3 separate regions of the Homo sapiens genome follow, and regions 1 and 3 are each linked to region 2. A link is a loop called in an ENCODE intact Hi-C map of the cell type or tissue named here. Cell type or tissue: PC-9. All regions are shown on one strand. Region 1 holds the start of LOC124902912 (a long non-coding RNA gene). Region 2 has its middle 85 kb from the start of FLJ13224. Region 3 overlaps TSPAN11 (tetraspanin 11).

Region 1 (8,000 bases), 120 kb after region 2:
GAAACAGTTCATAATCTCCAGAGGTCTCCAGAGGGGGAGATGATATTACTCACAATATGGTAAACAGGCTGTGAGTCCACTGCGGATCCTAAGAGCCAGGGGGGGAAGAGGGGCTGGCTCTCAGTCACCACAGTTTGGGGGGGCCTTTATGTTCAGGTTTTGCCCAAGAGTCAGCTTATTTGCTTCTAGTACTAGCAGAGTAGTTGCTGCCAAGGCCCTCAAACAGGGGGGCCATCCTGTAGAAACCCTGTCTACTTGTTTAGAGACTTAGGCCACCGGCCTCAGCCAGGTCCCCACAGTTTGGGATAAAAGTCCAGCTGCCATCTTTTCCCTCTCTGACGCATACAATGGAAAAGGCTTTGTCAGATCCGGTAGCCCCAGGGCTGGGGCTGCCAGAAGTTTTTCCTTTAACTCCTGAAAGCCTTCCTGTTGTTGGGATCCCCATTCCAAAGCTTCCCGGTCCCCGCCCCCTTTGTGACCTCATACAAAGGCTTGGCTAATACTGCAAAGTTTGGGATCCACAGTCTACAAAACCCCACAGCTCCTAAGAATTCTCTCACCTGCCTTCTGCCCTTAGGCTCCGGTAGATTGCAAACGACCTGCTTTCTTCCTGATCCCGGGCTGCGTTCGGACCCCTGTGGTATAGTAAATCCCAAGTAAGGTACCTGCGGTCGGCAGATCTGAGCTTTCTTCTTGGACACCTAATACCCAGGGTCCTCCAGGTGGGTCCTAAGGATCTTAGGATTCGCGATGGGGGTCTTAGCCAGGGGGGGAAGAGGGGCTGGCTCTCAGTCCCCGCCTCGCGGGGGGTGCCTCCCCCCCTGCGATGGGGGTCCGAAGAGCCTGGGGGGGAAGAGGGGCTGGCTCTCACTCCCCGCCTCGCGGGGGGTGCGTCCCCCCCCCTGCAATGGGGGTCCTAAGAGCCAGGGGGAAAGAGCCGCTGGCTCTCAGTCCCCGCCTCTCAGGGGGTGCCTCCAACCCACTGCGATGGGGGTCCGAAGAGCCTGGGGGGGGAAGAGGGGCAGGCTCTCAGTCCCCGCTTCGCGGGGGGAGCCTCCCCACACAGCGATGGGGGTCCCAAGAGCCAGGGGGGAAGTGGGGCTGGCTCTCAGTTCCCGCCTTGGGGTGTGTGTCTGCCCTGCTGCGATGGGGGTCCTAAGAGCAAGCGGGGGAAGAGGGGCTGGCTCCGGTAGATTGCAAATGACCTGCTTTCTTTCTGATCTCGAGCTGTGTTCGGACACCTGTCGGATAGTAAATCCCAAGTAACGTCGGCAGATCTGAGCTTTCTTCTTGGGCACCTAATACCCACAGTCCTCCAGTTGGGTCCTAAGGATCTTAGGATCCGCGATGGGGGTCCTAAGCCAGGGTGGGAAGAGGGGCTGGCTCTAGTCCCCGCCTCGCGGGGGGTGCCTCCCCCCTTGCTATGGGGGTCATAAGAGCCAGAGGGGGAAGAGGGTTTGGCTGTCAGACCCCGCCTCGCATGGGGTGCCTCCCCCCACTGCGATGGGGGTCCGAAGACCCGGGCGGGGTCGGGGGGGGCGGAGAGGGGCTGGCTCTCAGTCCCCGCATCGCGTGGGGTGCCTCCACCCCCTGCGATGGGGGTCCCTAGAGCCAGGGGGGGAAGAGGGGCTGTCTCTCAGTCCCCGCGTCGCGGAGGGTGCCTCTCCCCCTTGCGATGGGGTTCCCAAGAGCCAGTGGGGGAAGAGGGGCTGACTCTCCGTCCCCGCCTCGCGGGGTGTACCTCCCCCCACTGCGATGGTGGTCCCAAGAGCCAGGGGGGAAGTGGGGCTGGCTCGCAGTCCCCGCCTCGCATGTGGTGCCTCCCCACTCTGCGATGGGGGCCTAAGAGCCAGAGGTGAAGAGGGGCTGGCTGTCAGTCCCTGCCTGGCGGGGGTTACCTCCCCCTCTGCGATGGCAGTCCTAAGAGACGGGGGAAAGAGGAGCTGGCTCTCAGTACCCGCCTCGCGTGGGGTGCGAAGCGCCTGCGATGGGGGTCCTAAGAGCCCGTGGGGGAAGAGGTGCAGGCTCTCCGTCCCTGCCTCTCGGGGGGTGCCTCTCCCCCCTGCGATGGGGGTCCTAATAGCCAGGGGGGGAAGAGGGGCTGGCTCTCAGTCCCCGCCTCGTGTGGGGTGCCTCCCCTCCCCGCGATGGGGATCCCAAGAGCCGGGGAGAAGTGGGTCTGGCTCTCAGTTCCTGCCTCGCAGGGGGTGCCTCCCCCCTCTGCGTTGGGTGTCCTAAGAGCCGGGGGGGGGGGAAATGGGCTTGCTCTCAGTCCCCGCCTCGCGGGGGGTGCCTCCCCCCACTGCGATGGGGGTCCTAAGAGCCACGGGAGGAAGAGAGGCTGGCTCTCAGTCCCTGCCTCGCGGGGGGTGCCTTCCCCACCCGCGATGGGGCTCCTAAGAGCCAAGGGGGGAAGACGGGCTGGCTCTCAATCCTCGCCTCGCCGGGTGGCCTCCCACCCTGCGATGGGGCTCCTAAGAGCCACGGGGGGTAGAGGGGCTGGCTCTCAGTCCCCGCCTCGCGGTGGGTGCCTCCCCGCCCTGCGATGGGGGTCCGAAGAGCAGGGGGAAGGAGAGGGGCTGGCTCTCAGTCCCCGAATCGCGTGGGGTGCCTCCACCCCCTGCGATGGGGGTCCCTAGAGCCAGGGGGGGAAGAGGGGCTGGCTCTCAGTCCGCGCCTCGCGGAGGATGCCTCCCCCACTTGCAATGTGAGTCCTAAGAGCCAGAGGTGGGAGGGGCTGGCTCTCAGTTCCCGCCTCGCGGTGTGTGCCTGCCCCGCTGCGATGGAGGTCCTAAGAGCAAGGGGGGGAAGAGGGGCTGGCTCTGGTAGATTGCAAATGACCTGCTTTTTTTCTGATCCCGAGCTGCGTTCGGACCCCTGTCGGATAGTAAATCCCAGGTAAGGTACCTGCGGTCGGCAGGTCTGAGCTTTCTTCTTGGACACCTAAAACCCCCAGTCCTCCAGGTGGGTGCTAAGGATCTTAGAATCCGCGGTGGGGGTCCTAAGCCAGCGGGGGAAGAGGGGCTGGCTCTCAGTCCCCGACTCGTGGGCGGTGTCTTCCCCCCTTGCGATGGGGATCCTAAGAGCCAGGGGGGGAAGAGGGGCGGGCTCTCAGTGCCCGCCTCGCTGGAAGTGCCTCCCACCCATGAGATGGGTGTCCTAAGAGCCAAGGGGGGGGAATAGGGGCAGGCTCTCGATCCCCGCCTCTCGGGGGGTGCCTCCCCCCCTTGCGATCGGGGTCCCAAGGGCCAGGGGGGGAAGAGGGGCTGGCTCTCAGTCCCCGTCTCTCGGGTGGTGCCTCCCGCCACTACGATGTGGGTCCTAAGAGCCGGGGGTGGGAGGGTCTGGCTCTCAGTCACCGCCTCGTGAGGAGTGCCTCCCCCGCTGCGATGGAAGTTCTAAGACACAGGGGGGGAAGAGGTTCTGGCTCTCAGTCCCCGCCTCGCGGGGGGTGCCACGCGCCTGCATTGGGGGTCCTAAGAGCCATGGGGGGGTAGAGGGGCTGGCTCTCAGTCCCCGCCTCGTGGGGGTTGCCCCCCCCCTGCGATGGGGGTCTCAAGAGCCTGGGGGGGAAGAGGGGCTGGCTCTCAGTCCCCGCCTCTCCGGGTGTGCGTCCCCCCCCTGCAATGGGGGTCCTAAGAGTCAGGGGGAGTGAGCGGCTGGCTCTCAGTCCCCGCCTCGCAGGGGGTGCCTCCCCCGCCTGCGATGGGGGTCCGAAGAGCCTGGGGGGGAAGAGAGGCAGGCTCTCAGTCCCCGCTTCGCGGGGGTTGCCTCCCCGCACAGCGATGGGGGTCACAAGAGCCAGGGGGGAAGTGGGGCTGGCTCTCAGTTCCCGCCTTGCGGTGTGTGCCTCCCCCCCTGCGATGGGGGTCCTAAGAGCCAGGGGATGAAAAGGGGCTGGCTCTCAGTCCTCGCCTGGCGGGAGTGCCTCCCCCCCCGCGATGGGGGTCCTAAGATCCTGGGGGGGAAGAGGAGCTCTCTCTCAGTCCCCGCCTCGCGGGGGGTGCCTCCGACTCCTGCGATGGGGGTCCTAAGAGCCAGGGGGGTAAGAGGGGCAGGCTCTCAGTCCCCGCCTCGCTGCGGGTGCCTCCGTCCCTGCGATGGGGGTCCTAAGAACCAGGGAGGGAAGAGGGGCTGGTTCTCAGTCCTCGCCTCGCGGGGAGTGCCTCCCTCCACTGCGATGGGGGTCCCAGGAGCCAGGGGGGAGGTGGGGCTGGCTCTCAGTTCCCGCCTCACGAGGGGTGCCTCCCCCCACTGCGATGGGGGACCTAAGAGCAAGCGAGGGGAAGACGGGCTGGCTCCGGTAGATTGTAAATGACCTGCTTTCTTTCTTTTCCCGGGCTGCGTTCGGACCCCTGTCGATTGTAAATCCCAAGTAAGGTACCTGCCGTGGGCAGATCTGAGCTTTCTTCTTGGACACCCCATACCCACAGTCCTCCAGGTGGGTCCTAAGGATCTTAGGAACCGCGATGGGGGTCCTAAGCCCGGGGGGAAGGGGGGCTGGCTCTCAGTCCCCGCCTCGCGTGGCGTGCCTCCCCCGCTTGCGATGCGAGTCCTAAGAGCCGGGGGTGGGAGGGACTGGCTCTCAGTCTCCCCCTCGCGGTGGGTGCCTCCCCGCCCTGCAATGGGGATCCTAAGAGCCAGGCGGGGAAGAGGGGCTCTTCTCTAAGAATCAAAACACTGTCACCTTTAGCAGTGAAGGATCCAGTGAGATCCAGTTTAACGGTCATAACCGCCTACTGGTCCAACGTTCAGAAGTAACACAGGCACCTGGACAATACACAGTAGATGTGGAAGGACGCGGTTGTACATTTATCCAGGTTACAGAAATCTGCCTAAGAGGGTGATGAGTGTTTGCCAGTAAAAGAGTCAGACTGTCTGTTCAGTTCTACGTGAAGTGTTATTTGACCGTTTTGTGTATTTACATGATCAATAGCCAAAATTGCAAGTTACTTTATGAAAAGCTACTCAGCTGTCTAAGAGAAGTTTGAGGAATATTGCTATTAGAAAGTATTCTATCTTCATTAAATTACGTTATTCTGAAAACTAAAGAATTTAACCTGATTCCCTGATGATAAAGATGTAAACTGCATTAGTAATAGAAATAAACAATAGGTTCTTTCTTTTTAAAAATGTTTTATTTTTAATTTTTGTGGGTACATAGTAGGTGTAAATATTTACCGGGTGCATGATACAGGCATGCAATGTGTAAGAATCACATCAGGGCAAGTGGGGTATGCATCACCTCAAGCATTTATCCATTGTGTTACAAATGATCGAAGTATACTCTTAGTTATTTTAAAATGTAAAATCACATTACTACTGACTATAGTCAGACTGTATAATTCTTAATACAGGATGGGTTTTCTTATAATTTGCTATCCTTTCTAGGCCACCCTTAAGTACAATGTTCTCCTACCTAAGAAGGCATCTGGATTTTCTCTTTCCTTGGAAATAGTAAAGAACTACTCTTTGACTGTTTTTGACCTCACAGTGAACCTCAAGTAAGTGTCATATTTTGACAGTAACTCCCACGTGAACAAGATGGTAAAATATTTTAAAAGTTCAAACAGTAGTGAAATAACAAAATATAAATCATGGTAATGAGTTCTCATGTTGGTGGTGACAATTCTACAGCACAGTCACTTTTTAGCCGTCTGTCCGGACACCACAATTTAGTACATCTTCAGCTAAATCAGAGCTAAAATGAGGCAAGAAAACATGCAGTCTATGTGAGCAGGATTTGAAAGCTTTCACTGCACTGATGTTTCAATGATACTTTTTATTCTGTTGTATGGAAGTACTCCTAGTTTTGAAAAACAGAGATTCTATATTTCTTTCTCAAGACAAGCATGCATGGTCATATAGTAGCAAGCCCACAAATGTTTATTTTGTAACTGTAAAGAGTAACATTTTAGATTTTTACTTTTCAGAATAGAAAAACGAAATGATCCTCTTGAATTCAAGCATGATTTATAGATGCTAAAGGCTTTTAGCCTTAGTTAATATGTGGAAAACATTGAGTAAAATTAGTTTGGGAGATATTTTTTAGAATTTCTAAATAAAAATCGCTTGAGCTCCAGGGCTAAGAACTCAATGAATTGGGGAACTCTTTTTCTTTTTTGGTTTTTTTTTTTTTTTTTTTTTTTTGAGACAGAGTCTTACTTTGTCACCCAGGCTGCAGTACAGTGGCACAGTGGCACAATCTCAGCTCACTGCAACTTCCAGCTCCTGGGTTCAAAGGATTCTTACGGCTCAGCCTCCTGAGTAGCTGGGATTAGAGGCGTGCACCACCACATCTGGCTAATTTTTCTATTTTTAGTAGAGTCAGAGTTTTGCCATATTGGCCAGGCTGGTCTTGAACTCTGACCCTCAAGTGATCCACCCACCTTGGCCTCCAGAAGTGCTGGGATTACAGGTGTGAGCAACCACGCCCTGATGAACTATGGAACTCTTAACTTCATACCCCAATAGTCTTATCCAGAAGCAGGAAACTGAGCTAGAAGTTCTCCTGGGGACACATCTACTCTATAATTATGCTCATATACCACCTTTTAAGCAAAGATGTCCTCTAAGTGTTACGCAACTCTAACACTAACCTAAGTATATGTAAAAGATTTAGAAGCTCTGTTTATCAGTTCAAACTTTGAGACTGCAGGTAAGCTTAAAAGCAGGGTTTGGGGAAGATTTCATGTCCAGATAATTCATTATTTGCTCCAATTTCTGTTGCTATGTATCATCTCTTTCATTATCATTCTGGTTGTGCCTATTCACAGATGCTTGAAAATGACTTTCTTCCGATATTTTCTCTTCAGCTTTTACCTGTCCTCCAGATTTCTAGCCAATTAGTATTTATCCACCTGGCACTCTCATTATGAGATAAGTCACTTTTTAAAATTGATATCTAAACGAGTGTTTTCTTAAAATTTTCAGATACACTGGAATTCGCAATAAATCCAGTATGGTGGTTATAGATGTAAAAATGCTATCAGGATTTACTCCAACCATGTCATCCATTGAAGAGGTAAATAATAGAAGCCTAATCTTTCATCACAAAGACAGCTACATAGAGTATAAAGATAAAATAAATACTTGTTTAGCCGTAGTTTAGCAAAACAAAACTATAGAATTCTTCTTCAACATTCACCTTTGTATTTTTGCGCTAACACTGGAGAGCTGGTGTACTTCATTTGTACCAATTAGCAGTCAGTATTTCCCATGGTTCATCATATGTTTTTCTTTAGTTGCTACCTGTGTTTATGAAAACATCATGGCACCAAGGAATGTTCCATAAAACAGAACGTGACGTAGAAAAGAGTGGACATTCAGTTCTGCAGTGGCGCTGTCATTTGTTCTAATATCTATTCTCTATCCTTCCCTAACAATTTCTTCAAAGCTTGAAAACAAGGGCCAAGTGATGAAGACTGAAGTCAAGAATGACCATGTTCTTTTCTACTTGGAAAATGTAAGTTTAGCCATATTTTTTTTTCTTTAAAGTTTTTCTTTTTTCCTTCCAAGGATAATTGGATGCTTCAATTTCTTATAGATATGTATGATAGGATTTGTAAAAGGAAAAAATAAGGGACGTTAAGGATTACCAGTGTTTTATCCCACTGATCATCTTCTCCTTGCTAGTTCCAAGGCTATTTCATATATGCCCTGGCTATGTGACTAGATAGCTTTCCATTTTAGAAACATCATCTCCCTATCAAACACAGTCTGGTCACAGAGTAGATATGTAATTATTTTATAATTTGACTAAAGTCTTACAAAGTTTGCCATAATTTTTTGAAATTACAATTGTGTATTGAAGGTATGTGGTGTGATGTTTTGATATATATAGTGAGCTGATTGTTATCATCTAGCGTGACTATATGTGAATTAGCTGGCTAACACATCCCTCTCTTCACACAGTTACCTCTTCTTTTTTTGTGACAAAGCACTTAAGATCTACTCCCTTAGGGAATATTACATATACAGTACAGCATTGTTAACTGTAG
Region 2 (8,000 bases):
AGCCTCTAGGGCAGACTTCTCCTCAGAACTCAGGATGGGTGTATCCATCTGCCCACTTGGCATTTCCACCTCAATATCTAATTTCTCTTTTCTTTTTTTTCTTCTTTTCGGCATGTTGTCCAGACATCTAATTTCATCTTGGATTTACCTGAACCAAAGAGAACTCTTGATTTCGACCCTTTGCCTTGCCCCTCTCCCATCTTCTTCCGTAGCTCTAGCTAGACACTCATGAGCTCTCCCTGGTGCTTGTTTTCCCCATCCAGGCATTCAGCAAATTCTTCTGGCCCTACTCCCAAAATATATCCCCGGTCCATCCACTATTCTTTATTACCAGTGCTTTCAACCTAGTCTAGAGTATCACCTCTCACCTAGAATACTGGAAGATTTCCCTTACTTGTCTTTAAACAAATTTTTTTTTGAGACAAGCTTTTGCTCTATTGCCCAGGCGGGAGCGCAGTGGCGTGAATATGGCTTAATGCAACTTCAACCTTCTGGGCTCAAGCAATCCTCCCACCTCAGCCTCCTGAGTATCTGGGACCACAGGCATGCAGCACCATGTGTAGCTAACTTTTAAATTTTTTGTAGAGACGGGGTCCCGCCATGTTGCCTAGGCTGGTCTTGAACTCCTGAGCTCAAGCAATCCTCCCACCTTGGCTTCTCAAAGTGCTGGGATTATAGGCATGAACCACCGCGCCCAGGCCCTTACTTCCCTTTCGGCTTCATGCTTGTTTTCTTATAAGCGTTATTCCACACAGCAGCCAAAGTGTTTTGCTAGGACTAAGACTTGGACTAAAATGGTGAGACTATGTCGTAACTCAGCTTAATAGCCTCTGCTTCCCGCTAAACTCGGAATAAAAACCTAAGTTCTTCCTCACCGCCTTCTGTTATAGTGAACTGGGGTCTGCTTGCCTGGTGCAGTAAAACCAGACATCTACCCTGAGGTTTTGCAGTGACAGAAAAGTGTTCATTTGCAGGGCACCAAGCAAAGAGGACCAAGCAGTTAAATGCTCAAATCCTGACCTTCCCAATGGTTTGCAGGCAAGGGTTTTTAAAGGCAGGAGTAAATTTCAGGAAAGCAGAAGCTACAGGCAAAATCGTAAATCAATACATGGAGATTACACATTGACTTAGGCCTAAAAGGGGAGGATATCTTGAGGGGGGCTTACAGGTCATAGGTAGATTCGAAGATTTTCGGATTTGCAACTGGTTAAAGAAGAGAAGCTTTGTTTAAAAATTTGGGATCTGCAGAAAAATGTTAACTGGCTGGGATGGGGTGTGACTTTCTCTAAGCCCCATCAGGAAGAAGTTTTATCTTCAGTTTCCCCCTTATCTGAGGTCTAAATGCCAGTGGATCTGTTCGGTGTGGTTCCTCAGTGGGGGTTTCTGAAAGACAACTCAAGGACGTATGTTCAGCTGTTGTCTTTAGTTCCTACAGGGAAAGCAAACATCTCTGGAACTCAAACGTCCTTGGCTCTTGTTTTAGGCTACTATTACCTTCTTATTTACTTCTGGGGATAGTGAGGTGCCTGGAATTTCTCTTGAAGGAACTTAGGGTTTTTCTTTATTTTCATGCTTGGGGTCTTCAGGCTCCTAAGAAAGGGGCCCCTGTTGCAGCTCAGTTCCATCCTTGTCACTCCACAATCCTGAGGGGTATAGGGGAACAGACCACTCTGGCTACTTCCTGCTGAATTGGGGCAAAGATCGGGGACTAGGATATGAAGAGAGAAAGTTTCTATAATAGCATGGAGTTCACAATATTCACGAGTCCCAGGCATGGCACCGTGGTGCTGAACTATCATTGTATTAGTTGCTTTAGTCACAGCTTCACTACAACATTTTAATGCACATTTGGTCATAATAGAAAGCATAAGCACAATTAACAAGACTGACATGCCTAGTTTTAGCCACCCAGAAAACATAGACTGTTTTCCACGAGGAATCCAAGAAAACAGAAAAGAAAACCAGTCCTCAGAGACAGTCTGGGAGGCTGTTGTACCCAAGTGGCTTGCTCTCTAACTTTTCCTAGATGAGTTTCTACCTCCACGGATTCGTTTATGTAAATATAGCACGCGGTATTTGCAACCATACATACTCCTCCCTGCTCCGCTAAGATGTAATCTAGGGCTATCCTATTATCTAAGACAACCTGACCCAATACATTAATTCCTCTCTGCTGGGCTGCGATTGCAATTTCCTTGACAAGAATTCATAAAGGGAGAGATTTCTAATTCTGCGCTCATGGGGCACCGTTCTCCGCCAAGGTAACAAAGTTTATCTGAAGAAATACCCAGCTCTGTCTTCTTGGTACCAGGCAAGTATGAATCTGTATATCTCGAAAGTGAGTTGTGGACCATTTAGTTTTACCAAGTAATTTTAGGGAGCTTTTCCAGTGCTTGGTTTCAGCAGTTTTGTGTACAGAAAACTGGGATAAATGAGTATCCTTACAGGCAAGTTCCTCCTATATGCTAGCTGTCAATACATTCATACATCCAGAGGGTTTCTTGTTATCCCCTACAAACAAATAGATATTCTGAGGATGCACAGAGGAACACAGAAAGATTGTATAGATTAAGTTTAGAATCTTGTAGCAGGGCTTCGTGGATTGGATTAAACCAAGGACCTGGTAGGTCTATTTCCGAGTGTTGCTTTGTAGTAAGGAGTTGCTGAATTTAACTCGATCCAAGATACAGCTTGGAGGCATTCCTGAACAGGCTGTTAGGGAATCACAGTAATAAGAGTAAGGGCATCTAGAATTCCCATCAATCTGATAGTAAACTAAACAAAGGGGAGGCATATGATTCCTTCTTCGGCAAACTTGATCAAGGTAGCTCCTAGAAGCAAGGGACATGTAATGGTATTTCTCTCTCTTTTTTTTTTTGAGATGGAGTTTCACTCTTGTTGCCCAGGCTGGAGTGCAATGGCGCGATCTCGGCTCACAGCAACCTCCGCCTCCCGGGTTCAAGCCATTCTGCTGCCTCAGGCTCCCGAGTAGCTGGGATTACAGACATGCGCCACCACGCTCGGCTAATTTTGTATTTTTAGTAGAGATGGGGTTTCTCCATGTTGGTCAGTCTGGTCTCGAACTCCGGACCTCAGGTGATCTGCCTGCCTTGGCCTCCCAAAGTGCTGGGATTACAGGCGTGAGCCACTGCGCCCGGCGCTATTTTTCTGTTATGCAGTAATTTGTAGTTGAGTCAGAAAATGAGAAATTAGACAGTGGGTTAATTATGGTGAAATCAACAGGCTTGGGGTGGCTGAGGCTGGAGCATTGCTTGAGCCCAGGAGTTTGAGACCAGCCTAGGCAGCATAGTGAGACTTCATTCCTATTAAAAAAAAAATTAGCCAGACATGGTGCGTGCCTGTAGCCCCAGCTACTTGGGAGGTTGAGGTGGGAGGATCCTGTGAGCCCAGAAGGTCGAGGCTGCTGTGAGCTGTGATTATACCACTGCACTCCAGCCTGGGTGACAGAGTGGGACACTGTCTCAAAAAAAAGTGGCAATAAAGTGGCAATAAAGGCACTCTCGTTATCACTGTGTATGGGGAATGGAACCCCAAATCTGAGGAAAATTTCTTTCAGTAAGGCTTTTGAAACCCTCTCAGTGTGGCAGGGAAAGGCTTGCACCTGTCCAATAAATGTGTCCACCATGACTAACAACTAACTAAAATTTTCTTTAGCTCTTGGCTTTACGTTAAAGATCCAAATCCTGGCTACCATTCCCCAGGTCCTAGGGAATATTATAGCCAGGAAGCATTGCAATAAAAAAAACTTTTTCTTTTTCACAAGCTCAAAGCTAAAAGCAGCCCAATTCTGCAGAATACATCCTACCGGGCCACAAGGAGGAATAGAGCACACATTTCCCATTTTAGATGACAACCTTAGGTGACAAACCCTTAATGCCTCAGCTGGGCTTTGAACTGTGTTTAAACCAAGTCAAACAATTTTAAACAAGTCCAAAAATTTTAAATGTGATTTCCCAAGGTCCCAGTCCCTTCAGCTGTCTATGGGGTATCTCCCACCCAACGCTCTGAAGAAGCAGAGCGTAATATCTTGCCCAAGCAATGCCAAGATGTCTTGCCAAAGTGGGACCAAATGTCTGAAGGAAAAATACCTTGAGGCCGTTGTCCATGAGCCTGCCACTTAACGGCAGACGTCTTCCCAGCCAAGTGCCTTGTTTTTAACACTGCAATAGTCATAGCACCCCACGGGCCAGTGGTGCCTGGTTATCAGCCAAACACACAGATCCCTGAATGAAATAATTCGGGCAGCCGCTAGATGGGGTCTGAGGGTGACTATGACTAGAGGCTGATGTGCCATAAGCGAGATGCCCACTTCGGACTTTTGTCCCTTCATGGTTGTTAATTGTTTTAGAACTGAACTAGGACCCTTACCAGGCACAATAAAACCAGATTTCTATACGGAGGCTTTGCAGAGATAGAAAGAAAAGCTAAGATCAGGGAAGGAGAGACCAAGGCAGGCTTTTTCATTAGCAATGGTGTTGAGCAGGCAGTTTGGGTAATTTCTTTTCTTTTTTTGAGATAGAGTTTCACTCTTGTTACCCAGGCTGGAGTGCAGTGGTGCGTGCTCGGCTCACTGCAACCTCTGCCTCCTGGGTTCAAGTGATTCTCCTGCCTCAGCCTCTCGAGGAGTTGGGACTATAGGTGTGCGCCACCACGGCTAGCTAATTTTTTGTATTTTTAGTAGAGACGGGGCTGGTCTTGAACTCCTGACCTCAGGTGAACCGCCCGCCTTGGCCTGCCAAAGTGCTGGGATTACAGGCGTGAGCCACTGCGCCTGGCCTGGGTAATTTTCTTCTATACCATCCCAGGTTTAAATTCTGGCCATCCTTCCCTGTCTAGCTGAAATTCCATGGTCTGAATGAAATTTTTGTGTCCCCACTTGCAGGCACCTTACCATCCTCTGAATTTCTCAAGTACACTTTATATCTGTGTTGTCTAAGCAGATGGTTCCTGTCTTTTTCCCTCAACCAGACCATCAGCCCTTTGACGGCTTTCTTTCTATTCTTTTTGACTCCCTTTGTGCCCTCCCCTATTCCCTGACCCACTCCATCCCGTACCAGGCACAGTAATAGATACTCAACAAATATGTCATTAAATTGACTAAACGATCCCCTGCAGCCACATGCACCTGCCTGTGAGCTGGGTGACAGGCTACTTTATTATCTTTCCCATTCTTTATCACATGCCCCCTCCAAAAACAACATTCTAAGTGCTGTATTTCTGGGAGGCTCAGAGACCATTTATTTATTTTTTTAAAGGTTTTTACCTGCATTGTGCAGTGGAGGGGCAAATTCTAGGCCAGACCTGTGGTCAGAGCAGAAACGTAGAGTGGTCTGTGCTGCTCTCAACACTCATTCCAGGATCAGCTGCTGATGGCTGTATCATCTCTGCTGCAAGGCTTTGAGAAGAGCTGTATTCGGGCAGCTCTACAGGAAAAAAAATGTGATCACAGTCTCCCAGGTTTTCTCAGGCAGCAGCAGAAGGTAGTAGCAAACAACCCAGACAGTGGTGACCTGTAGCTGTTTAGGGAAAAATATAGGTGAGTGAATGAAGGAATGAGTGGAAGGAAGGATGGATGAATGAACGAGATCACAAATGAACAGCATGCTGTAGTGGAAAGAAACCTGGAGACATGGGGTTGGCATCCTAACATTTTCCTTATCCTTTGTGTGATGTTGGAAAAATTGCCTGATGTCTTCTCAGTTTCCTCATCTGTAAAGTGGGGCAAAAGTACATACTCCTCAGGGTGGTTGAGAAGATCAAAGGAGATGATGTTTGTGAAAGTACCTACTTCCTTTGAGGCCATGTCTAACGTAACCAGGGTCTCAGTGGACACGTAAGACTGGGTGTGATGGGTACGTGTGTGTCTGTCCCCCACACGTGGGGTTTTAATTGAGTGGGTTTCAATGTGGAAGGTGCCCACTGCATCCTGTCTCCCACCCCGTGATGATCGCCAGCTATTTCAGATGTGGACAGCGGTGTCCCTGGGGGCTGGGCTTGCACTGCAGCTGGAGTTTTAGAGATTCTGCTTTCCTGGTGAGCTCAACTGTGTGAAGGCTGATGGCGGGGTTCGGCCAGTGGCACCATCCGTGTTTGCCTGTGTGGGAAGAGCAGGTGCCAATCTGATGAGCTCTAGGGTCCAGGGCAGGCGGTTTGGCCCAGCTGCCTGCAACAACACTTAATCTGGGAGATCCCAGCTGATTCTCTCAAATGGAGACTTGCTGAGGCCATGCCTCATGTTCCAGGATTCCTGGGGAGCTGCTGAACCTGGGGAGGGGTGGAGGTACCTGACCCAAGTTCCCACAGCTACTCTGTCCCTGTGACTTGAGGTTGCAAACTTCCCCAGGGCTGAGGGCACGCTCTGCTGCTCTGTCTGAACCCCCAGCTCTGCCTCCTGAGCAGATACTGTGTGGCTCTGAACCAGTTGCTTAACGTCTCTGACCTTCACCCTCATTGGTAGACAGAAGACAATAATACCTACCTGAAGAGATTGGTATGATAATTTCATGTTAATTACCATTATTGAGTACTTTCTAAGAGTGCTAAACACTTTATAAACACTTTACAAACATGATTTCAACAGTAAACCTGAGAAAGGCGGTATACTTGCCATTTTACAGCTGAAGCAGCTGAAGCTCAGAGAGGTTAGGTAGCTTTCTCTGGGCCGCACAGCTGGTAGGTTTCAGAGCCCGTTCATACCAGCTGTCTTCCTCTTTGCTGCCCTCAGGTTGCTTCCTGCAGTAGATAAGATGAGATGCGAAGAGCACTCGGCCTGCAGTTGACTGGATCTGAATCTGACAGATCCTGTGGAATTTGCTGAGAGATTGATTGGGACTTTCTGGGGACTGGAAAAAATGGGGATGGGGTAGAGAGGAGATTAGTAAGCCTGGGACTGTGCTCCCCAGCCTTTGTAGGCGAATCATCCGAGTCCGGGCTGTGGGGGATTTTTGGTAGCAGGCTGTTGACTCTTCTCCAGGTTCAGTCGGAGGGGGAGGGCAGGTAATGATGCTGAAGGACACAGCTTGTTCTGCAAATTTGTGAAAAGCTCTGCAGGCTCACATCCCAACGTCATTGGACGTGCTCTGGGTTCCCTGTACTATAGGGAACATTTGAGAAATGTCATATGGATGTGCTTCTGCCATTAGGGAGCGCCCAGTTGTCAGACAGACATGGGCACGCATATGAGTGATTGGGAGCAGCAGCCAAGGCAGTGAGCAGTACGGGGTGAGGATCTGCAGGACAGGAGGTTGCTGCAGGTGACTCATCAGGGAGGGCTTCCTGGAGTAAGTGGGGCTGTGGCTGAAGCATGGGTAGAAGTGACCAGGAGAGGGATGGCAGCTGAGGTAGTGAGATACATCAAAAGAGAGGGCCCTTCCCAAATTTGGGCCAAGGGCTCATTGTATTATCCTGATCGACGTCTCCTTCTTCACATTTTTAAGTATCCCGTGTTGGCCACTCTGACAGGAAGCCACTGACAGAGACCTGGGTCCTGCCTCCTGATGTCTTTCCATCAAAGACAGACAGGCTGGTGCCCACTTATGTGAAATGTCACCTGCAAAACATTCTATGAAGCCATAAGCAGCAGAGAAGGTTCTGGTGCCTGTATTTTCCACCTTCTCCTTATACCAGGGCTACCTGTTGGCCTCAGAACAGAGGGTTCTTCTGGCCGAGAGACTTCAGATGTGGCTTTGCCTTCTTTCCTCCCTCACCAAGGACACTCCCAGTGGACAGCCAGAGCCACTGCAGCCTGTCCCGCCCGAGGCAGGCTGCCGTGGAAGGACTCGTGCTCTCAGTCCACTCTTCTTTCTCTGAGCTTGGCCCACCCTCCTGGTTGGGCTGGAATTGAAAAACTGGCTTTTCTCTCTGGAACAAATGGCGGTTTTATGGCTTAGGGTTTCAGCTCTCTGCAAGTCTCCCCTGTCCCCAGGCACAGAGAGGGCAGTCAGCTTGCCCCCGCCTTCCAAAGCTGGGGGTGGGCATTA
Region 3 (8,000 bases), 260 kb after region 2:
CTTGCTTAATCCAGGCAGGCAAGGCCCGATCCTGTTTCGGGGTCTGGCATGTGACCCTGGCCCAGGCCTTTCTTCTTGGATGTCTCTGACAGATGGATTCATCCTCTAGACCATTCTTGGAAGGGGAGAGGGATGACGCAATGTCCCTTGGGAAGCCCCCGTCCCCAGCTCCCATGTGGAAGACATCAGCATCCACAGATGCAGCACAGAATTGCTGGAGCCAGGACCAGCAGCTGGGATGCAGATATGTAGGGGGATTGCCGGGGCCTGGGAAACAGGACCGCCCTTGTGCCTTCCTCAGCTTCCCTCATCACAATGCAAACCTCCCTACCCACATTGCTTCTTCAGGACACTGACAGAGGATGCAGGAGGAGGAAACGTCACTTACCCTCTGGTAATACACATGGGCCAGGACTCCCGCCACCAGCTCAACCAGGAAGATGACGAGCAACAGGCAGAAATACTAGCAGCAAAGAGAGAGGACGGTCACCACTGGGATCGGGTTGCTGCTATGACAAATGTTTCCCCACAGTGGTGGGGGTGGTAGAGATACCTGCTGGGACCCCTATCATCCATGCCATCTTCCTCCTGGATGTACCAGCCTCACTGGCTGCTGGCACCAAGTTCCCCACTTACTCCTTCCCTCTTTGGTCTGCTGACAATTCAGTACGGCATGTACCCATCCAATATGTATTAAATACATGCCATATGCCAGATGCCAGGTAGCGTAAGTAAGACAACTATTGCTCTCAAAGTTATTGATGGTGGGAAGACAGATGAGTGACTGCAATGCTGTGTTACAAATGCAACTACAGGGTAAGCTCTAGAAATGGTGGGAGGCTCCTGGTAGGGTGGGCAGTCAGAGAAGGCTTCCTGGAGGTGGTGACGCCTAAGTAACATCTTTAAGGACTGAATAGGCATTTGCTAAGTGAAGGAGGGAGGCACATTCCAGGAAGAGGGGAGAACAAGTGAAAAGCCTGGAGCCTGCAGGAAGCATGGGGCATTTGTGTTCAGGGAGTGGAGAGTGCCCTTGTAGTTGGAATGCAGGGACCAGCGTGGACTGTGACAACCAAGGCTCAGGAAAAAGCAAATCAGAGGTCCAGGGGAAGGTGATTCCTGTGTTGTCTTTCAGCCCTGATGCCCATTTCCTGTTCTACATGGCCCTGCAGGGGTTCTCATTACTGCTTCTCCCACCTCACAGCCCTGTTGCTGCTGCTGGCTTCCCAGCCGTGCATTCAGTGTGACCTGTAGAAGGACATGGGCCCTGCTTCCTTCTCACTCCCACCTGGCTTGCACAGTCAGGAGGGCTCCTGAGACCCTGCTCGACCAACTCTGCTTGCAGGAGCCAACAGGCCTAGAAGGCATGTTGGGACTCCCTCTCTCCCCACCCTGGAGGAGCACGGAGAGGGGGATGAAGCTGGCTACAGGCAGCCACGGAGCTCACAGACAGGGACAAGGAGAGAGAATAGAGAAGAGAGGAGAGAGGGGGAGCACTACTGATGGAAATTGGCCCCACTGTGGGGAAGCTCAGCCAGACTCATGAGCACCTGCCACCCAGGCTGCCCCCGGGCACTGCCCGCCCACCTGGCCACAGCAGGGCAGCTACCCGTGGTCACTGGGATGGCTGGATTCTAGGGAAGGCCCAGCCTGTGGGTGAGACTGAGACTCTAGGGCTCACCCAGCAGGGAAAGGAGTGTGGGCAGGGGGGATACGGTGGCGGGTGGCGGCGGAGCGGGGGCGGTGCCCAGGATAGACAGAGCATTTCAGAGGCAATGCTAATCCATGGGCCCATGGGCCTTGCCCAACCATCTCCTGCACGACTCAGCAGGGAGCCTGGCATGGGCAGGGATTAAGGAATACGGGAGAGGGGCCATTTCTTTTCACAGGAAAAGAACTGTGGTCCAAGAGCAAGGTTTCCTTTCAAATGAAGTGCATTACCCACCTCCTCATTGCAATTTTACTGTGTCCTATAGGCTCCCAGCATCAGGGACACAGAGTTTCCAGTCTCAGAATAACAGTGTCAGGCCTAGCCCCATCATTTGTGGGGCCTGAGGCCAAGAGCACAAATGCAAGGTCCCTGCCCCTTCCTTTCCTACCCCAGGCTCTTCGCTGCATCAGGAAAAACCTCCAGCTCTGTGTGCCCCTCCCCCAGGGTCAGATGCCCCTTGCGGGATGGGAGGTGTGTGGAGAGGGCTGGGTGTGGTGCAGGCTAGGGGCACATATGCCAGGGGTCTAGTCAGCCTCAGGACATGCTTGCAGATGCTGCCTGCAGGCACAGGTTGTCTGGACAGAGGATTCACTCTCCTGGGTCCCTGGGAGGAGGTCAGGAAGTGGCGGGAGGGAGTTGCAGATTCCACAAGGGGATGTTCCCTCTGCCCTACGGACTTTCCACTCCCTGGGGAGGAGTGTGGTTGAAGGGGGCCTCAGGACAGGGGCCTGGGTCTGCGTGTGGTACTGAGTGGTATGCAGGGTAAGCTGAGGCAGGAGGCTGAAGAGAGCGTCTGTGGATGGTCCTCCTGCTTGAGGAGCCTCTGAGAAGCAGGGCCCAAACACTGAGGAAAGCTGGGGGAAATGTCAGTGGACTTGGGTTGGGTCCAGGCTCCACCACATGCTGGCTCTAGCTGGATGGCTGCTAGTGCTTAGGTGCAAATTAGAAAAACGTGGCTCAGCAAGAGTTGCATGGGCTGGATTTCAGCCTTCTTTGGTCCCCTCGTGTAGGACGCAAAGTTTAGGGACAAGGAGGACCCAACGAGGGGGAAATGTACTTTCCAGTGATCTAACCCGCCTCCTGCCCTCCCAGAGCTCCAGGTCCCACAGCATGAGGGGTACGGTCCCTGTCAGCCAGAGGCAGGCGTAGCCAGCCCATGCCAGAGTGTGATCCCCCTGGGAGAAGCCCGGCCCATCAGACAGAGCATGGCTACACATTCACCCTCACCCCACCCAGGGTGAGGCATCCTTGTTTCTGAGTCTCCTTGACTCAGGGGCTCTCCCCTGCCATGCGCTGCTGGGCCCTGCGGCTCCTTTCTGACATGCGTGCCCTTCCTGCCTGCTCCAAACTTCCCTCCACCATCCTCAGCTACGGTGCTGAGGCCGGATCCCTCCTGCTGCACAGGACCTGAAGGCATTGATGCCAGTGGCTCCCAGAGACCTCTGGGGCATGGGAGGAAGAGGTGATGGAGTGCCCCTGACAGGAGCACCCAGGCTGCTGGCAGCTAGGAGAGCCACATCCTGGCATCTCTCCACCTTCCTTCTCTCCACCACCACTGTGAGCTGTGAGTCAGGCCCGTAGGATACTCCTGGATAGCTGGCAGTGTCACGCCACTTCTCGGGGGAAGCCACTGCCCCAGTTACTATTGAAGACGGGGTGGGGAACAGGGAGGATGGGGAGGTAGAGATACTGAACCTCACCCATTGGTTTAGTGGCTGGCTAAATTAGTACATGCTACCCCTGCACAGGCTGGTTCAGAGGCATCAAACAGGCTATCTGACCTGCGGAGTGGTCAGGAGGAGGGGAGAGAGCTTGGCAGTGGCGGTGGTGTGTGGGGATAGCCTTCTCGAGCTCCAGTGTGTTAAGATGCCTGGAAGGGGAGTGAGGGCCTGGCCTGGGGCTTCAAGGGGACTGAGGCCGGGTGCTGGTGGGCACAGGTGCTGGCTCCAGGCAGCAGCTTCCACAGCAGGGAGGCTGCGGGTGTGTGACTCACCTGGACAGGTGTGTGACAGGCCCAGGAGGCAGGCAAAGGGTCCCTCATCAAGATGCTGGGACTTCAGCCGGGTGAGGTCATGGGCTCTGACAGACCTGTCACCTCTGCCCCTCCACCCTGCACCTTACCCAGCCTTTCCTGACTCCCTGGGTCCGGCGCGATCATCTCAGGGCCCCTGCGGCACACGCTGGCTCTGTGTGCAAAGCTGAAAAGTGTTCCTGGTGTTGCTGCACACAGTTCTCTTCACACAGGCCAAGCGTCCAGCCTTTGGGCCTTTGCCCTGCCTGTCCCCCTGCCTGGAATGCTGGTGCCTACCTGTCCTTCCACACCCAGCTCGGCTCAGTCTTGGCTCCACCAGGCTATCCTTGGGCAGGAGCAACTGCCACTCCCCACCGTCTGAATGCCTGCAGCGCGTCATCTGCTGTCTCCTGACACCTGCACTCTCTGCTTTGCCCTTCTCTCCTCAGCTGGACTGGGCTTCACCTCTGTGTCCCTCCCCTTCGCCTGCCGTGCGGTTCCTCAGTGTAGGTCATCACCGGATGAGTGACACAACTTTACCCATTGCTCCGTAGCACTGCTCTTGCTTCAGGTGTTACCACTCTGTCCCCTAGCATGACTGTGAGCTTCGGAGAAACAGGGACCACATCTGAGGTTGCTTCTGGCTCCTCCACAGTGCCTGGTATGGTGCTGGGTCTAGACATAACGCTTAGCAGACATCCCCTGATAAAGACGCAGGAGTGCACTTTCTAATAAAGTACACCTATGAGACAGCAGAAACTGGCTGGAGCATAACCAGCCCCATGCTGCGGGCAGTAGCTTAATCTTTTTCTGATCTGAGAGTAGCATAGCACAGTTACCTTAGTTAAATTTACACCAGTGGTTCTCAACCTGGCACAATTTTGCAACCAGTGGGTATTTGGCAAAAGGAGTATCTAGAGGGTCGAGGCCCGGATGCTAAGCATCCCACTGGGTGCAGGGCAGTCTCCCGCAGTGAAGAATTATCTGGCACAAAATGCCAGCAGTGCCGAGGTTGCAAAACCCTGGGTCACACATTTACCTTCAGGTTCTCAGGCTGATGCTGGGACTTGATTTGCGTATGTGTCCCTATGCACTGTGGGAGCCACAAAAATAAGATCCAAGGAATGTTACCTAGCTCCCGAAGAGCTGGAAACAGAACATGGACAGAAGCATGTGCAGCACTGTACCTGCCTGGGAGGGCACCTCTGCGGCAGAAGGCTACTTGCCTTGACAAAAGGAAGGATCAGGGAAGCCTATATTGCTTCAGCTCACATCCCCATGGGACCCCGGGGCTGGAATTCCATGAGGGAATTCCATGAGGCCAGGTACAACCCAAGAGCTCTCAGTGTTTCCTTGGGGATCACCTGTTTTCTGAAGCAGCTGTGGTTTCCTCCAGTTGCCTCAGTGAGCTGGGGAGGGGTGTGACGCCATAAGGTTTGTGTTAGGGTTGACTCTAGGAAGCATCAAGAAGGTTCTGGAAACACCTTTTGCCTTAAGTTGGGTTTGGTATTGCTTTTTGAATTATTATACAAAAGTCAGTAATAAGAAATTCTCAGCCCATATTTCCATGTAGTTAGAATTCACAGGACCTCATGGTGTCCTGCTTTTCCTAGCTCACTGTGCCAGAGAGGGCCCCCGCTCCACCAATAGAGCCCAGAATTCTCTGCAGGGAGCCTCCAGAATCACTGGCCCATGGCTTAGGAGGCAGTACCCCAATTCAGGGCAGGCTGGCCTTGCTTCTCAAAACTTAGTAGAGGAGGAGAGGGCAGGCAGGTTTTCTGTAGTGGGAGCAATAGACAGGCATCCCTTCCAGCAAAAGAAAAAAAAATAACCCTTTCTTGGCAGAGGCAGTGCCTTACTCATCTGCACAGCCCTGGAGCACCAAGCCTAGCCTAGCACATGGTACCCACATGTAACAGTAACAGCCCACGTGTACAAGCTTTCCCAGGTGCCAGCCCCCCTTGCAAGCACATTGCATGGTCTCTCCTGTCCACGCTTGGAGATGAGTACTAGCATTGCTCATCACATTGCCACATGGGCACGAGCATCAGCCTCGCTTTATAGATGAGGACAGGAGCTTGGAGACGCTAAGTAGCTTGCTGAAGGTCACATAGCAAGTACGTGGTGAGCGAGGAACAGAACCCAGGAGTTCCAGCTGCAGAACCTGTGCTCTGACCTGCTGCATGGTACTGTCCCCACTAAATGGGGGAGGGATGGACGGATGAGCTCACTGGGCTCACTTAGGGTGGATTCAGCATTTTAGGGCAGGTATGGTTCAGGTGAACACAGGGGTGTCAGTGCTCCTCCGCAAAGGACAGAGTGTCAGGAGAGGTGAGGAATGAGTAGGTGAAGATGGAGAGAATAGAAGGAAGCCCAGGGAAGCCCTCCCTGGGCGCATAAGCATCCGTCACTGCCCTGTGTTCAGTCCCCTGCCAGCTGTCCTGGGCACCAGTGGGGCAGGCAAGAGATAATCTAGGTGGCCCTCCCCCCACCTCCCCCCTGCGCAGCCGGCTTTCCTCTTTGCCAAGAATGGCACGAGAGCAACTTTCACCTGCTCCTCCCTGCTACTCCACCCCTTGGCTCATCCTGGGTTCATGGCCATGGATTCTAATGCCTGTTTCTGCCCCCTCTGCCCTTCACTTTATTCAACCCAGCCTGCTCTTACCTCAGAAGCTAGGTAAGGCACTGTTGTACAAGCCTGAGAAACACTCCTGTGTGTGCACACAGAACCGTGCACAACGAAGCCTCCAGCCTCTGTGCCTTTTGCTCTCGCTGTTCCTCCTGCCTGGAATTCCCTACCCCAACCCCATTTGTGTTCTACTTATTGGCTGCTCAGCCACCAACACTCTCAGCTCAGGCACAGCCTCCATGAAGCCCTCCCTGAGCCAGAAGTTTCTGAGCCATGGTCTCACTGTTAGCATCCTTGTTTCTGAGCTTCCCTGACTCTGGGGCCTCCCTGCTTGTCTCGCTCCCTGGGACTGTGTACACGCTGATCCCTGCTTGCCCTCCTGGCTCTGATCTTTACCTGGTTCTGCCTTCATGGTCCCTGTGCCCTTGGTGTGACCTGAACCTATCCCACTGACCTCCAGCTCCACTCTGGTTTCTGTGACTGGTCTGCCCCTGCAGGTCCAGGGCTGCCGGTCCTTCCAAAATCGATCCCCTGTGGTCTGACGGAAACAGGTAACGAGAATTCCAAAGAAAGCTCCTGTAGCATCTGCCCCAGAGTCCTCCATAAAAACTATCCCATTTCAAAATATGCCAAGCTGGAGCAGTGTGTTAAGCATAGAATGGGATCCAAATATTCATCTTTCCCCATGTAGCAAAGCGATTTTATTTCCTATTAATTCTTTAATGGAACAGTTTAAACTAGAAGCAAAACTGGATATTTTCTAAAACTATAGATCCAAAGTGAAGCTAGAACAGCATAGTACTCTCTGAACCAAACCAATTTTTTTTTTTTTACACGAGGCCTTGCAGGAAATATGCAGAAATATTTCACTGTGACATTAAGGTGAGTAATTAGATATTGAGTCCTTTTTATTTCTTTTTTTTTTTGAGATAGGGTCTTGCTTTGCCACCCTGGCTGGAGTACAGTGGTACAATCATGGCTCACTGCAGCCTCGAACTCCTGGGCTCAAGCGATCCTCCCACCTCAGCCTCCTAAGTAGCTGGGACTACAGGTGCATACCACCATGCCTGGCTAATTAAATTTATTTATTTATTTATTTGTAGAGATAGGGTCTCACCATATCGCTCAGGCTGGTCACAAACTCCTGGTCTCAAGCAATCCTCCCAGCCTGGCCTCCCAAAGTGCTGGGATTATAGGCATGAGCCACCATGTCCTGCCAGAAATTGAGGGTTGGACTTAACATCGCTTGCGGGCAAGCTGAGCCCCAGATAGAGATTTTGGGGCACATTCACTGGTGCATAAGAGACAGGGCAGCTCAGCATCAGCTGGTGCCATCTTTGAGGTAAGTTTGAAGAACTTTATAAAACTGGAATTTCAAAATTTCTCCATTGGATTGATTCTGCCACAAAGAAGGGAGCTTCACTGAAGCATTCCTCTTCTGTATCTCCAGCCATTCTGAATAATTAGAGATAGGGTTTGTGAAGCTTCCTGCCAAGCCATATCTAGTCAAGGCAGTCCAGGCAGGTTGGGATGAGAGGCAGGTACTAGCCTATTCTCAGAACAGGGCATCAACAGCCAAAGAAAACCCAAGACCCTGCCAAGGTTAAGTTGCAGGGAGGAGAGCCCAGCCCGAGGCTCCCAGCTGGCTCTGT

What was found. A loop is a pair of places that touch in the nucleus more often than their neighbours do. Peaks named below come from ENCODE experiments on the same cell type or tissue, not always from the same donor. Only the 100,000 strongest peaks of a DNase experiment are listed, where the experiment ranks them.
Region 1: a loop joins it to region 2, with 6 times the contacts of the local background. A loop is called at or near these places in 26 of 110 quality-filtered maps.
Region 3: a loop joins it to region 2, with 4 times the contacts of the local background. A loop is called at or near these places in 12 of 110 quality-filtered maps.

Annotation. Positions count from the first base shown.
Region 1 is chr12:31,113,861-31,121,860 of GRCh38, reverse strand. It overlaps LOC124902912 (a long non-coding RNA gene), which reads right to left and starts at 4,601. Exons shown (of 5, transcript XR_007063268.1): 1 at 4,320-4,601; 2 at 561-635. It also overlaps the pseudogene OVOS2P. RefSeq lists enhancers at 355-884, 3,537-4,066, 4,067-4,597. In PC-9, CTCF peaks have their summits at 4,356 and 4,556; no DNase peak of the experiment used is centred here; H3K4me3 peaks cover 410 bases.
Region 2 is chr12:31,235,253-31,243,252 of GRCh38, reverse strand. No RefSeq gene overlaps it. Among named protein-coding and RNA genes, the nearest start is that of FLJ13224, 85 kb to the left of the region's middle. In PC-9, CTCF peaks have their summits at 4,054, 4,255 and 7,748; a DNase peak (open chromatin) is centred at 7,752; H3K4me3 peaks cover 324 bases.
Region 3 is chr12:30,971,024-30,979,023 of GRCh38, reverse strand. TSPAN11 (tetraspanin 11) reads right to left here. Exons shown (of 8, transcript NM_001370302.1): 4 at 389-463. It overlaps TSPAN11-AS1 (TSPAN11 antisense RNA 1), which reads left to right. Exons shown (of 3, transcript XR_007063261.1): 3 at 349-716. Among named protein-coding and RNA genes, the nearest start is that of TSPAN11-AS1, 31 kb to the left of the region's middle. RefSeq lists an enhancer at 547-1,381. In PC-9, no CTCF peak of the experiment used is centred here; a DNase peak (open chromatin) is centred at 3,693.